Linked DNA regions of Homo sapiens: region 1 is linked to region 2. A link is a contact called in ENCODE Hi-C or POLR2A ChIA-PET data. All regions are on one chromosome and are shown on one strand. Each heading gives the region's core, a stretch centred on a gene start or an enhancer-like site at or near the end of the contact. The rest is flanking DNA. Distances are from core to core; before and after follow the strand shown.

The links. Hi-C counts contacts between places; a loop is a spot of excess contacts on that map. ChIA-PET counts read pairs that join two places held with the same protein, here RNA polymerase II (POLR2A). Pooled maps may share reads with other maps.
Region 1: a pooled map shows a loop between it and region 2 (5-fold over the local background). The contact joins the promoter of DNAAF3 here to the promoter of GP6-AS1 in region 2. A Hi-C loop is called at or near these places in 1 of 168 maps with a recorded cell type or tissue (CD8-positive, alpha-beta T cell) and 6 of 50 pooled maps. POLR2A ChIA-PET finds 5 or more read pairs at or near these places in 3 of 52 experiments (WTC11 and activated naive CD4-positive, alpha-beta T cell).

What each region holds. Positions count from the first base shown.
Region 1 is chr19:55,163,732-55,169,922 of GRCh38, reverse strand. It overlaps DNAAF3 (dynein axonemal assembly factor 3), which reads left to right and starts at 3,310. Exons shown (of 12, transcript NM_001256715.2): 1 at 3,310-3,400; 2 at 3,506-3,594; 3 at 3,923-4,065; 4 at 4,460-4,553. The coding sequence starts at 3,510. DNAAF3-AS1 (DNAAF3 antisense RNA 1) reads right to left here. Exons shown (of 4, transcript XR_007067345.1): 3 at 5,123-5,379; 4 at 3,019-4,104. It overlaps LOC124904795 (small nucleolar RNA U13), which reads right to left and starts at 2,752; the gene lies at 2,649-2,752. RefSeq lists a silencer at 3,699-3,930.
Region 2 is chr19:55,004,814-55,011,349 of GRCh38, reverse strand. GP6-AS1 (GP6 antisense RNA 1) reads right to left here and starts at 5,123. Exons shown (of 3, transcript XR_001754013.3): 1 at 5,061-5,123; 2 at 4,886-4,933.

The DNA.
Region 1 (6,191 bases), core at 2,061-4,560, 160 kb before region 2:
AGTGGCTCACGCCTGTAATCTCAGAATTTTGGGAGGCCAAGGCCGGCGGATCACTTGAGGTCGGGAGTTTGAGACCAGCCTGACCAACACGGAGAAACCCTGTCTCTACTAAAAATACAAAATTAGCTGGGCGTGATGGCACATGCCTGTAGTCCCAGCTACTCAGGAGGCTGAGGCAGGAGAATGGCTTGAACCCGGCAGGTGGACGTTGCAGTGAGCCGAGATAGCGCCATTGCACTCCAACCTGGGCAACAAGAGTGAAACTCCATCTCAAATAAGTAAATAAATAACAGCCTGGGCAACTAGTGAGACCCTTTCTCTACATAAATAAATAAATAAATATCCGGGCATGGCGGCACTTGCCTGTGGTCCCAGCTACTCAGGGGACTGAGGTGGGAGGACTGCTTGAGCCTGAGAGGTTGAGGCTGCAGTGAGCTATGATCACACCACTGAACTCAAGTCTGGATAACAGAGCAAGACTTTGTCTCAAAAATAAATATATAGAAAACAAAGATGAGGGGGAAGATAATTTAAGGCAAAAGAATCCCAAGTTGCAAAGGCCCTGGGGTTCAAACGGCTTGGTGTGTTCTCCAAGGAGCCAGGAGGCTGATGTGGCTTCAGGGGTGGATGACTGCAGATTGCATAGGGCATAGGGAGCCAAGCTAAGGAGCGGGGAATGTGTCCAGGTGCAGCGGGAAGACTTTGGAGGATTTGAAGAGGTGGGAGACATTATTTGATTTATGTTTAAGATCACTCTGGGCCAGGTGCAGTGGCTCACACCGGTAATTCCAGCACTTTGGGAGGCTGAGGCCGGCGGAACTCTTGAAGTCAGGAGTTCGAGACCAGCCTGGCTAACATGGTGAAACCCCGTCTCTACTAAAAATAAAAAAGAATCGCTGGAGCTGGGCACGGTGGCTCACGCCTGTAATCCTAGCGCTTTGGGAGGCCAAGGCAGGTGGATTGCCTGAGCTCAGGAATTCGAGACCAGCCTGGGCAACACGGTGAAACCTCGTCTCTACTAAAATACAAAAAATTAGCTGGGCGTGGCAGCGTGCGCCTGTAATCCCAGCTACTTGGGAGGCTGAGGCAGGAGAATTGCTAGAACCCGGGAAGCGGAGGTTGCAGTGAGCCAAGATCGTGCCACTGCACTCCAGCCTGGGCGACAGAGCAAGACTCCGTCTCTAAAAAAAAAATAATAAATAAATAAATCGCCTGGCTCGGTGGTTCACACCTGTAATCCCAACACTTTGAGAGACCAAGGCGGGCAGATCACCTGAGGTCGTGAGTTGGAGACCAGCCTGACCAACACGGAGAAACCCTGTCTCTACAAAAAATACAAAATTAGCCGGGCGTCCTGGCGCCTGCCTGTAATCCCAGCTACTCGGGAGGCTGAGGCAGAAGAATGGCTTGAACCCGGGAGGCGGAGGTTGCGGTGAGCCGAGATCGCGCCATTGCACTCCAGCCTGGGCAACAAGAGTGAAACTCTCTCTCTCTCTCTCTCTCTCTCTCTCTCTCTATATATATATATATATATATGTATATATATGTATATTTGTATTTTATTTTGTATATATATACAAAATATTTGTATTTTATTTTGTGTATATATAAATATATATACATATATTTGTATTTTATTTTGTGTGTGTATATATATATATATACACAAAATAAAATACAAATACAAAAATTAGCTGGTGTGGTGGCAAATGCCTGTAGTCCCAGCTACCTGGGAGGCTGGGACAGGAGAATCGCTTGAACCCGGGAGGCGGAGGTTTCAGTGAGCCGAGATCGCGCCACTGCACTCCAGCCTGGGTGTCACAGCAAGACTCCATCTCAAAAAAAAAAAATGTCACTCTGGTTCCTTTGCTGAGAATTTGTTGGGAGAGTGGGAGAAATAGGGAGGAAAGGCATTAATTCTCCAGAGAGAAACCCAGGATCTGGGGCTCTTGCAGGCTTAGAGCTGGCCTGGAAGGGGCTGGTTAGCCAGCCTGATTCTGCAGGAATGTCTGAGGTCTCAACCTTCGTTTCCCCAGTAGGTATTGTCTTCCCAGTGCCCAGATCTGCCCTCAGGAGGCAGATCCGCTGCACCTCTGCCCGCTGCACGCTACATTCCCATTTCACAGAGCAGCAGACTGAGGCTCAGAAAGGGTGACTGGTCTAAGCTCATGTGTCTGGGCAAGGAGAGGAGGCAGAGAGCCAAGTCCCCTTGGGCGCTGAGCCCAGTGCTGGGTGCTGGGGTGATCTAGAGATGTGCCTCATTCAGACTTTGGTTTTTCTTTTTTTTTTTTTTGAGACAGAGTCTTGCTCTGTCGCCCAGGCTGGAGTTCAGAGGCGCGATCTCAGTTCACTGCAACCTCTGCCTCCCAGGTTCAACAGACTCTCCTGCCTCAGCCTCCGGAGTAGCTGGGATTACAGGTGCGTGCCACCACGCCCGGTTAATTTTTGTATTTTTTAAGGTCGAGGCGCGGTTTCACCATGTTGGCCAGACTGGTCTCCAACTTCTGACCTCAAGTTATCTGCCCACCTTGACCTCCCAAAGTGTTGGGATCACAGGCGTGGCCACAGCGCCCGGCCGACTTACCCTTATTTTAATGCAGTTGATTTAACTGTACGATTACAGAATTTACCTGTAATTTTTTTGTTCATGTCAGAAGAGTAATGTGCCGATGTCGTAACAAGGTTTGAGGGAGGCACATCTCACGCATGCGCGTGAACACCCAATCATCCCGCTTAGAAACTACAAAAGGATCTAGCTGTAAGTTTAAATTATGGCTTCGTGTAACAATAACCAGCTCACAAATCCCTGAATTTTTAATGACCTGCACATCAGTGTCCCACCTGTGGGCTGTTCTGTGTGGTAGAGCCCACGTTGTGCTGGGGCGGGGAGCGGGCTCAGAAGCCTGCCATCTAAAGTCTAGACACTTCACTTTATTTGAATTGATGAAAATTCCGTTACGTATGAGCAAAGGCATATGAAGAAAACAAAAAAACAAAAAACAAGAAATAAGATTAAGCTCCCTTCACTCTCAATTTTAATCAGCCCAGGCCTCCCCCATTCCAGAAATTTGGACCGACCCTGACTCCGCCCCAACCTGTTCTAGCACCGCCCCTTCCCCCGCCGGCGCCGTCGTCATGACAACCGCGTCCACACGCCCTCTTCTCCTAGGTGTGGGGGAAGGCTGGCCCTCAGTGCTCCCATTGGCCAAAAGTTTGTAGAGGGCGGGCCTCGCTCACTCTCATTGGTCAGTTGCTCGCTGTGGTCCCATCCCACATGCTTCCATTGCTTGATTCCTCGAAAAGGGCGGGGACTCTGGGCAGCGGTTGTGGAGTGCCGCGGGTCCACAGTGCTGCACTGAGCAGAGAGGAAGGGGCGTCCCGGGATATTTGGAGGATAAAGGTGTGGGCAAGGTATCATGTGGAGGCAAAGGGGCGAGAAGTGAGGGGCGGTGAGAGGGGAGCGGGGCGGGCAATGTGTGCGATTCCCAGAATGTCTTTTCCGCAGGGTGATGACCACACCTGCCGGCTCCGGCAGCGGCTTCGGCTCCGTGTCCTGGTGGGGCCTGTCCCCGGCGCTGGACCTGCAGGCTGAAAGTGAGTCCCAGCACGCAAGGTCTGATACACCGTCTGCCTTCCCAGCCTGAGCAGACGGCCTTTTAGAGCTCGTAGTCCCAGCGTCGGTGGCAAGGGGGGCGCTAACGTTCTCCAACGCTCCAGCGGCAGAGGGCGCGCTCCCAGGGGCAGCCCCGAGGTCCTGTCTGCGGACTGCGAATCCCAGAATACTCAGAGGAAACACCTCCCCTTAGAACCTAGGCCACGGGCGGAACGCCTACTGGGATTTGTAGTCCATTTTTTATAGGGGATGCTACGGTGGACGCTCTGCCAACCACCATGGTGCCCCAGCCAGCTGTCATCTTGCCAGGTCCTCCTGTGGACCCAGACTCCCAGGCCGATACAGTGCACAGCAACCCCGAGCTAGATGTGCTGCTTCTGGGCTCTGTGGATGGACGGCACCTGCTGCGGACCCTGTCCCGAGCGAAGTTCTGGCCTCGCAGGAGGTTCAACGTGAGCTGGGATGAAGATGAGAGCCCAGATTCCCGAGTCCTTGAGGGAGGAAGGGATTGAAATTCTAAAACCTCAGGTCCAGGAATGAAGGGGCTGGAGACTCCTAGATCTGAGGGAGGCAGAAGCTGGGAGCGAACCGATGCGTCTTGGGGGAAGGAAGGGGCTGGGGTTTGGAACTCCTGGGTTCTATAGTGGGGAAGAGCTCGAGGATGAGGTCTTCTGAGTAATGGAAGGGAAGAGAGCTCTGGGGACACAGACTTCTGTGTTTGAAGGAAGAGGCTGGTGTACAGAACTCGGGTGTGTGGAAGGAGAGAGCTGAGGGCCTGCTCTCCTGGGTCTCCTAGGACCCAGGCAAACAGGTCTCAGAATTATTCTGCCCTGTCCATCCTTCTAGTTCTTTGTGCTGGAGAATAATCTGGAAGCTGTGGCCCGACACATGCTGATCTTCAGCCTAGCCCTGGAGGAACCGGAGAAGATGGGGCTGCAAGGTCTGTTGCTAGGACCCAGGCATTCTGACCGCTGGTCTCCTCCCCCTCCCTAGAGGGATTCTGGCATTTCAATGGTACAATTAAAAAGTTTGGTTATTTTCCTGGGAGGCGGAGGTTACAGTGAGCCGAGATCGCGCCATTGCACTCCAGCCTAGGCAACAAGAGCGAAACTCCGGCCGGGCGCGGTGGCTCACGCCTGTTAATCCCAGCACTTTGGGAGGCCGAGGCAGGAGAATGGCGTGAACCCGGCAGGCGGAGCTTGCAGTGAGCTGAGATCGCGCCACTGCACTCCAGCCAGGGTGACAGAGCGAGACTCCGTCTCAAAAAAAAAAAAAAAAAAAAAAAAAAGAGAGCGAAACTCCATCTAAAAACCAAAAATGTTTGGTATTTTCCAGTGTGGTACCTCTGATGAAAAAAAAAATCCAATATATTTATTGATGATGGTCCCCTCTGATGTAATTTGCCATCTTAGAGCCTCAGCTCCTCCTACCTGTAAAATGGGGCTAAATATAATACATCTTAGAGCCACTTAGAAAATTCCAGGAGAGGCTGGGTGCAGTGGTTCACACCTGTAATCCCAGCACTTTGGGAGGCTGAGGTGGGCAGATCACGAGGTCAGGAGATCGAGACCATCCTGCTCAACATGGTGAAACCCCGTCTCTACTAAACATACAACAATTAGCCGGGTGTGGTGGCAGGCGCCTGTAGTCCCAGCTACTCGGGAGGCTGAAGCAGGAGAATCACTTGAACCCGGGAGGCAGAGGTTGCAGTGAGCCGAGATCACACCACTGCACTCCAGCCTGGGCGACAAAAGCAAAACCTCCATCTAAAAAAAAAAGAAAGAAAGAAAAAGAAAACAGGTTTGTTTGTTTATTTATTTATTTATTTGAGGCAGAGTCTTGTCCCGTTGCCCAGATTGGAGTGCAATGGCACGATCTTGGCTCTCCATAACCTCTGCCTCCTGGATTCAAGCAATTCTCCTGCCTCAGTCTCCCAAGTAGCTGGGATTACAGGCATGCACCACCATGCCCGGCTAAGGTTTTGTATTTTTAGTAGAGCCGGGGTTTCACCATGTTGGCCAGGATGGTCTCGAGATGCTGACCTCAGGTGATCCGCCCGCCTTGGCCTGCCAAAGTGCTAGGTTTACAGGCGGGTGCGATCACACCCGGCCCCAAGAAAAGAGGTTTAATTGACTCACAGTTCCACAGGCTGTACAGGGAGTATGGCTGGGAAGGCCTCAGGAAACTTACAATCATGACAGGAGGCGAAGGGGATGCAGGCATCTGTTCCACGGCAGGAAAAGGGGCAAGAGAGGCAGTGGGGAAGAGGCGCACACTTGCAAATAACCAGATTTTGTGGGAACTCACTATCACGAGAACAGCAAGGGAGAAATCTGCCCCTGTGACCCAATCACCTCCCACCAGGCCCCGCCTCCAATATTGGGGATTACAATTCAACATGAGATTTAAGCAGGGACACAGATCCAAACCATATCAGTCATTAATGACCCAGGGAATTCAGAGTACATTGCACAGTACAGATTGTTCAAAGTTCTTAAACAGTTAGAACTAAACTGATCTATTTTACTAAAGGCACATAGTTCTCTTCTATTAAGTTCTTAAACAACTAACATGAAAC
Region 2 (6,536 bases), core at 3,874-6,373:
TATATCCATGCCCCAACCCCTTTCCCGCTTTTCTGGAAGGTAAGAACTCCCGAACCCCTTCCCTCCGTGTCTCTACTCTCTCTTTTCTCTAGGCTTGCCTCCTTCACTATGGGCAACCTTCCACCCTCCATTCCTCCTCCTTCTCTCCCTTGGCCTGTGTTCTCAAAAACTTAAAACCTCTTCAACTCACACCTGACCTAAAACCTAAATGCCTTATTTTCTTCTGCAATGCCGCTTGACCCCAATACAAACTGGACAGCAGTTCCAAATAGCCAGAAAACAGCACTTTCAATTTTTCCATCCTGCAAGATCTAAATAATTCTTGTCGTAAAATGGGCAAACGGTCTGAGGTGCCTGACGTCCAGGCATTCTTTTACACATCAGTCCCTTCCTAGTCTCTGTGCCCAGTGCAACTCGTCCCAAATCTTCCTTCTTTCCCTCCTGCCTGTCCCCTCAGTCTCAACCCCAAGCGTCGCTGAGTCTTTCTAATCTTCCTTTTCTACAGACCCGTCTGACCTCTCCCTCCTCCCCAGGCTGAGCTAGGTCCCAATTCTTCCTCAGCCTCCGCTCCTCCACCGTATTATCTTTTTATCACCTCCCCTCCCCACACCTGGTCCAGCTTACAGTTTCGTTCAGTGACTAGCCCTCTTCCACCTGCCCAGCAATTTACTCTTAGAAAGGTGGCTGGAGCTAAAGGCATAGTCAAGGTTAATGCTCCTTTTTCTTTATCCCAAATCAGATAGTGTTTAGGCTCTTTTTCATCAAATATAAAAATCCAGCCCAATTCATGGCTCGTTCGCCAGCAACCCTGAGAAGCTTTACAGCCCTAGACCCTTAAAAGTCAAAAGGCCGTCTTATTCTTAATACACATTTTATTACCCAATCTGCTCCCGACATTAAATAAAACTCCAAAAATTAAATTCCGGCCCTCAAACCCCACAACAGGATTTAATTAACCTCGCCTTCAAGGTGTACAATAATAGAAAAAAGTTGCAATTCCTTGCCTCCACTGTGAGACAAACCCCAGCCACATCTCCAGCACACAAGAAGGGAACTGAACCGCAGCGGCCAGGCGTTCCTCCAGAACCTCCTCCCCCAGGAGCTTGCTACAAGTGCCAGAAATCTGACCACCAGGCCAAGGAATGCCTGCAGCCCAGGATTCCTCCTAAGCCGTGTCCCATCTGTGCGGGACCCCACTGGAAATCGGACTGTTCAACTCACCTGGCAGCCACTCCCAGAGCCCCTGGAACTCTGGCCCAAGGCTCTCTGACTCCTTCTCGGCTTAGCGGCTGAAGACTGATGCTGCCCAATCGCCTCGGAAGCTCTGTAGACCATCACGGATGCCGAGCTTCGGGTAACACTCACGGTGGAAGGTAAGTCCGTCGCCTTAGTCAATACGGAGGCTACCCACTCCACATTACCTTCTTTTCAAGGGCCTGTTTCTCTTGCCTCCATAACTGTTGTGGGTATTGACGGCCAGGCTTCTAAACCCCTGAAAACTCCCCCACTCTGGTGCCAACTTGGACAACACTCTTTTATGCACTCTTTTTTAGTTATCCCCACCTGCCCAGTTCCCTTATTAGGCCGAGATATTTTAACCAAATTATCTGCTTCCCTGACTATTCCTGGACTACAGCCGCATCTCATTGCCACCCTTCTCCTCAACCCAAAGCCTCCTTCGCGTCTTCCTCTCCTATTCCCCCACCTTAACCCACAAGTATGGGACATCTCTACTCCTTCCCTGGCAACTGATCACATACCCGTTACCATCCCATTAAAACCTAATCACCCTTACCCTGCTCAATGCCAATATCCCATCCCACAGCACACTTTAAAAGGATTAAAGCCTGTTATCACTCGCCTGCTATAGCATGGGCTTCTAAAACCTATAAACTCTCCTTACAATTCCCCCATTTTACCTGTCCAAAAACCGGAAAAGTCTTACAGATTAGTTCAGGATCTGCGCCTTATCAAATTGTTTTGCCTATGCACCCTGTGGTGCCCAACCCCTACACTCTTTTGTCCTCAATACCTTCCTCCACAACTCACTATTCCATGCTTGATCTTAAAGATGCTTTTTTCACTATTCCCCTGCACCCCTCGTCCCAGCCTCTCTTCGCTTTCACTTGGACTGACCCTGACACCCATTAGGCTCAGCAAATTACCTGGGCTGTACTGCTGCAAGGTTTCACAGACAGCCCCCATTACTTCAGTCAAGCCCAAAGTTCATCCTCATCTGTTACCTATCTCGGCATAATTCTCATAAAAACACACGTGCTCTCCCTGCTGATCGTGTCTGACTGATCTCTCAAGCCCCAGCACCTTCTACAAAACAACAACTCCTTTCCTTCCTAGGCATGGTTAGCGCGGTCAGAACTCTTACACAAGAGCCAGGACCACACCCTGTAGCCTTTCTGTCCAAACAACTTGACCTTACTGTTTTAGCCTAGCCCTCATATCTGCGTGCTGTGGCTGCCGCTGCTTTAATACTTTTAGAGGCCCTCAAAATCACAAACTATGCTCAACTCACTCTCTACAGCTCTCATAATTTCCAAAATCTATTTTCTTACTCACACCTGATGCATATACTTTCTGCTCCCTGGCTCCTTCAGCTGTACTCACTCTTTGTTAAGTCCCACAATTACCATTGTTCCTGGCCCGGACTTCAATCTGGCCTCCCACATTATTCCAGATACCACACCTGACCCCCATGACTGCATCTCTCTGATCCACCTGACGTTCACCCCATTTCCCCACATTTCCTTCTTCCCTGTTTCTCACCCTGATCACACTTAGTTTATTGATGGCGGTTCCACCAGGCCTAATCGCCACACACCAGCAAAGGCAGGCTATGCTATGGTACAAGCCACTAGCCAGCCTCTTAGAACCTCTCATTTCCTTTCCATTGTGGAAATCTATCCTCAAAGAAATCACTTCTCAGTGTTGCATCAGCTATTCTACTACTCCTCATGGATTATTCAGGCCCCCTCCCTTCCCTACACATCAAGCTCAAGGATTTGCCCCCGCCCAGGACTGGCAAATTAGCTTTACTCAACATGCCCCGAGTAAGATAACTAAAATACCTCTTAGTCTAGGTAGACACTTTCACTGGGTAAGTACAGTCCTTTCCTACAGGGTCTGAGAAGGCCACCGCAGTCATTTCTTCCCTTCTGTCAGACATAATTCTTCAGTTTAGCCTTGTCATTCCCTTCTGTCAGACAAAATTCCTCAGTTCAGCCTTCCCACCTCTATACAGTCTGCTAACAGACCAGCCTTTATTAGTCAAATCAGCCAAGCATTTTTTCAGGCTCTTAGTATTCAGTGACAGACTAATGGTCTATTAAAAACACACCTCACCAAGCTCAGCCACCAACTTAAAAAGGACTGGACAATACTTTTACCATTTTCGCTTCCAGAATTCAGGCCTGTCCTTGGAATGCTACAAGATACAGCCCATTTAAGCTCCTGTGTAGACACTCCTTTTTATTAGGCCCCAGTCTCATTCCAGACACCAGACCAACTTAGATTGTGCCCCAAAAAACTTGTCATCCCTACTATCTTCTGTCTAGTCATACTCCTATTCACCGTTCTCAACTACTCACACATGCCCTGCTCTTGTTTACACTGCCAGTTTACACTGTTTCTCCAAGCCAGCACAGCTGGTATCTCCTGGTACTATCCCCATACCGCCACTGTTAACTCTTAAAATAAATAAATAATCTTTGCTGGCAAGGCTATGCTGAACCTCCTTAGGCACTTTCTAATTAGATGTCCTGAGTCGTCCCAATTCTTAGACCTTTAATACCTGTTTTTCTCCTTTCCTTATTCCCTTTAGTTTTTCAATTCATACAAAACTGTATCCAGGCCATCACCAATAATTCTAAATGACAAATGTTTCTTTTAACAATCCCACAATGTCACCCCTTACCACAAAATCTTCCTTCAGCTTAATCGCTCCCACTTTAGGTTCCCACGCCGCCCCTAATCCTGCTCAAAGCAGCCTTGAGAAACATCACCCATTATCTCTCCATACCACCCCCAAAAATTTTTGCTGTCCCAACACTTTACCCCTATTTCATTTTATTTTTCTTATTAATATAAGAAGACAGGAATGTCAGGCCTCTGAGCCCAAGCTAAGCCATCATATCCCCTGTGACCTGCACGTACACATCCAGATGGCCGGTTCGTGCCTTAACTGATGACATTCCACCACAAAAGAAGCGAAAATGGCCTGTTCCTGCCTTAACTGATGACATTGTCTTGTGAAATTCCTTCTCCTGGCTCATCCTGGCTCAAAAGCTCCCCTACTGAGCACCTTATGACCCCGACTCTGCCCGCCAGAGAACAACCCCCCTTTGACTGTAATTTTCCTTTACCTACCCACATCCTATAAAACGGCCCCACCCCTATCCCCCTTCGCTGACTCTCTTGTCAGACTCAGCCCACCTGCACCCAGGTGATTAAAAGCTTTATTGCTCACACAAAGCCTGTTTGGTGGTCTCTTCACACGGACGTGCATGAAAGGTGCGTGTATATTTTTGTAACACAATAAATAATAACAGTATACACTTTTTCTTTTAGAAGTATGCTGTTAAACAGAATTAAGAACAGGAAGTCTCAAAATTGTTTCTTTCAGGAGAGAAGACTTATTAATGGGGGAGAGTTCTGAACCACTTGCTTTGCATACTGCCACTTAGTTAAAAAATCGCATTTTAACTTAAAAATATCCAAAAATAACACAGTTTTATAATAAATTATTACGAATATCACAAAATAATAAAAATACAAGTAATGCAGAGTGGAAATGCAAAGCTATGAGTGCTAGACGGCTAACAAGTCATAACAAACAACACCAAAATTAAAGAACAAGATAGTTGTGACTTACCTTGGTCAATCACTTTCCATAGTAGTCATTCAATCCAGGATCTCATCTCTGAAAATGAAGGAAAAAAGCAACAGAAAATAGTGTAGAGGTCTCTGGTGTTCCAAGAATAGGCGCTGCAGAGAGATGTGGGTGCCTGGGCTGTGCCCAGTCACTGAAATGGCACACCTGATGCTACCTGTTCACTTCGGGCTGAGCAGGAGAGAGAAAAGACGTTCCCCTCAGCCACTTCCCGTCTTCTGATTTCACTTCTTGCCTGCCTCCGACTGCAAATCCTGGTTTGACGTCACTTCCTGTCTTCTGATTTTACTTCCTGTATGACCTCACTTCCTGTCTTCTACAACCACTTCCTGTCTTCTTACTTCACTTCCTGTCTTCTGACTTTACTTCCTGTATGACTTCACTTCTTGTCTTCTACCACCACTTCCTGTCTTCCGAATTTACCTCCTATCTTGACTTCACTTCTTGTTTTTTTTTTTTTTTTTTGACAGGGTCTCGCTCTGTCTCCTAGGGTGGAGTGCAGTTGTGCCAGCTTGAAACCACCTTTCCAAAATTATGACTGAGACAGTGAAAGAGATTTAACTGACTCCATTTTGCTTCTAACCTCCAAGCTGTCCTTTTTCATTCCTGGGCATAGGCTGAACTTTGGGAGAAACTTATAGTTTAAACAAAGATGATAGCCCTTTTCCAAAGCACACCTCTTTGTTGCCTGGGGACTAGATTGGCCCTGTAGGACGAACATTAGCCACGAGATTAGAAATTATGACTTAGGAGTCATGCAGCTGGAGGCTACAAGATTGTGACCCTCCCTAAACTGCTTCTAAGATCAGCGTTTAACTTGCAGACCCTGTACTTGATGGATCAGCTGGCACCACCCATATCAATAAACTGGCCCATCTTATCTTTTGGCCTCCACTCAGGAACTGAGTGCAAGAAGATAGCTTTGGCTCCCACGATTTCATCCCTGACCAAACAGCACTCCTGGCTCACTGGCTTCCCACCCACCCACCAAGTTATCCTTAAAAACGCTTCCTGAATGCTGGGAGACACTGATTTGAATAATAATAAAACTCTGGTCTCTCGTAGAGCCAGCTCTGCATGAATTATTCTCTATTGCGATTCCCTGTCTTGACGAATCAGCTCTGTCTAGGCAGTGGGCAAGGTGAACACATTGGACTATTACAATCTTGGCTCACTGCAACCTCCACCGCCTGGGTTCAAGTGATTCTCCTGCCTCAGACTCCCAAGTAGCTGAGATCACAGACGTGCACTACCATGCTCAGCTACATTTTTTTTTCTGTCCCCCGGGCTGGAGTGCAATGGTGCGATCTCGGCTCATTGCAACCTCCGCCTTCCGGGTTTAAGCGATTCTCCTGCCTCAGCCTCCAGAGTAGCTGGGATTACAGGCATGCACCACCAAGCCTGGCTACTTTTGGTATTTTTAGTAGAGACAGGGTTTCACCATGTTGGCCAGGCTGGTCTCAAACTCCTGACCTCATGTGATCCACCTGCCTCTGCCTCCCAAAGTGCTGGGATTACAGGTGCGATCCACCATGCCCAGCCCATTCCGTCTTCTGACTTGACTTCCTGCCTGACTTCACTTCCTGAAGGATGTGGTTACCATGGAAGTTGTTTTGGGGCACAGGATGTGGTC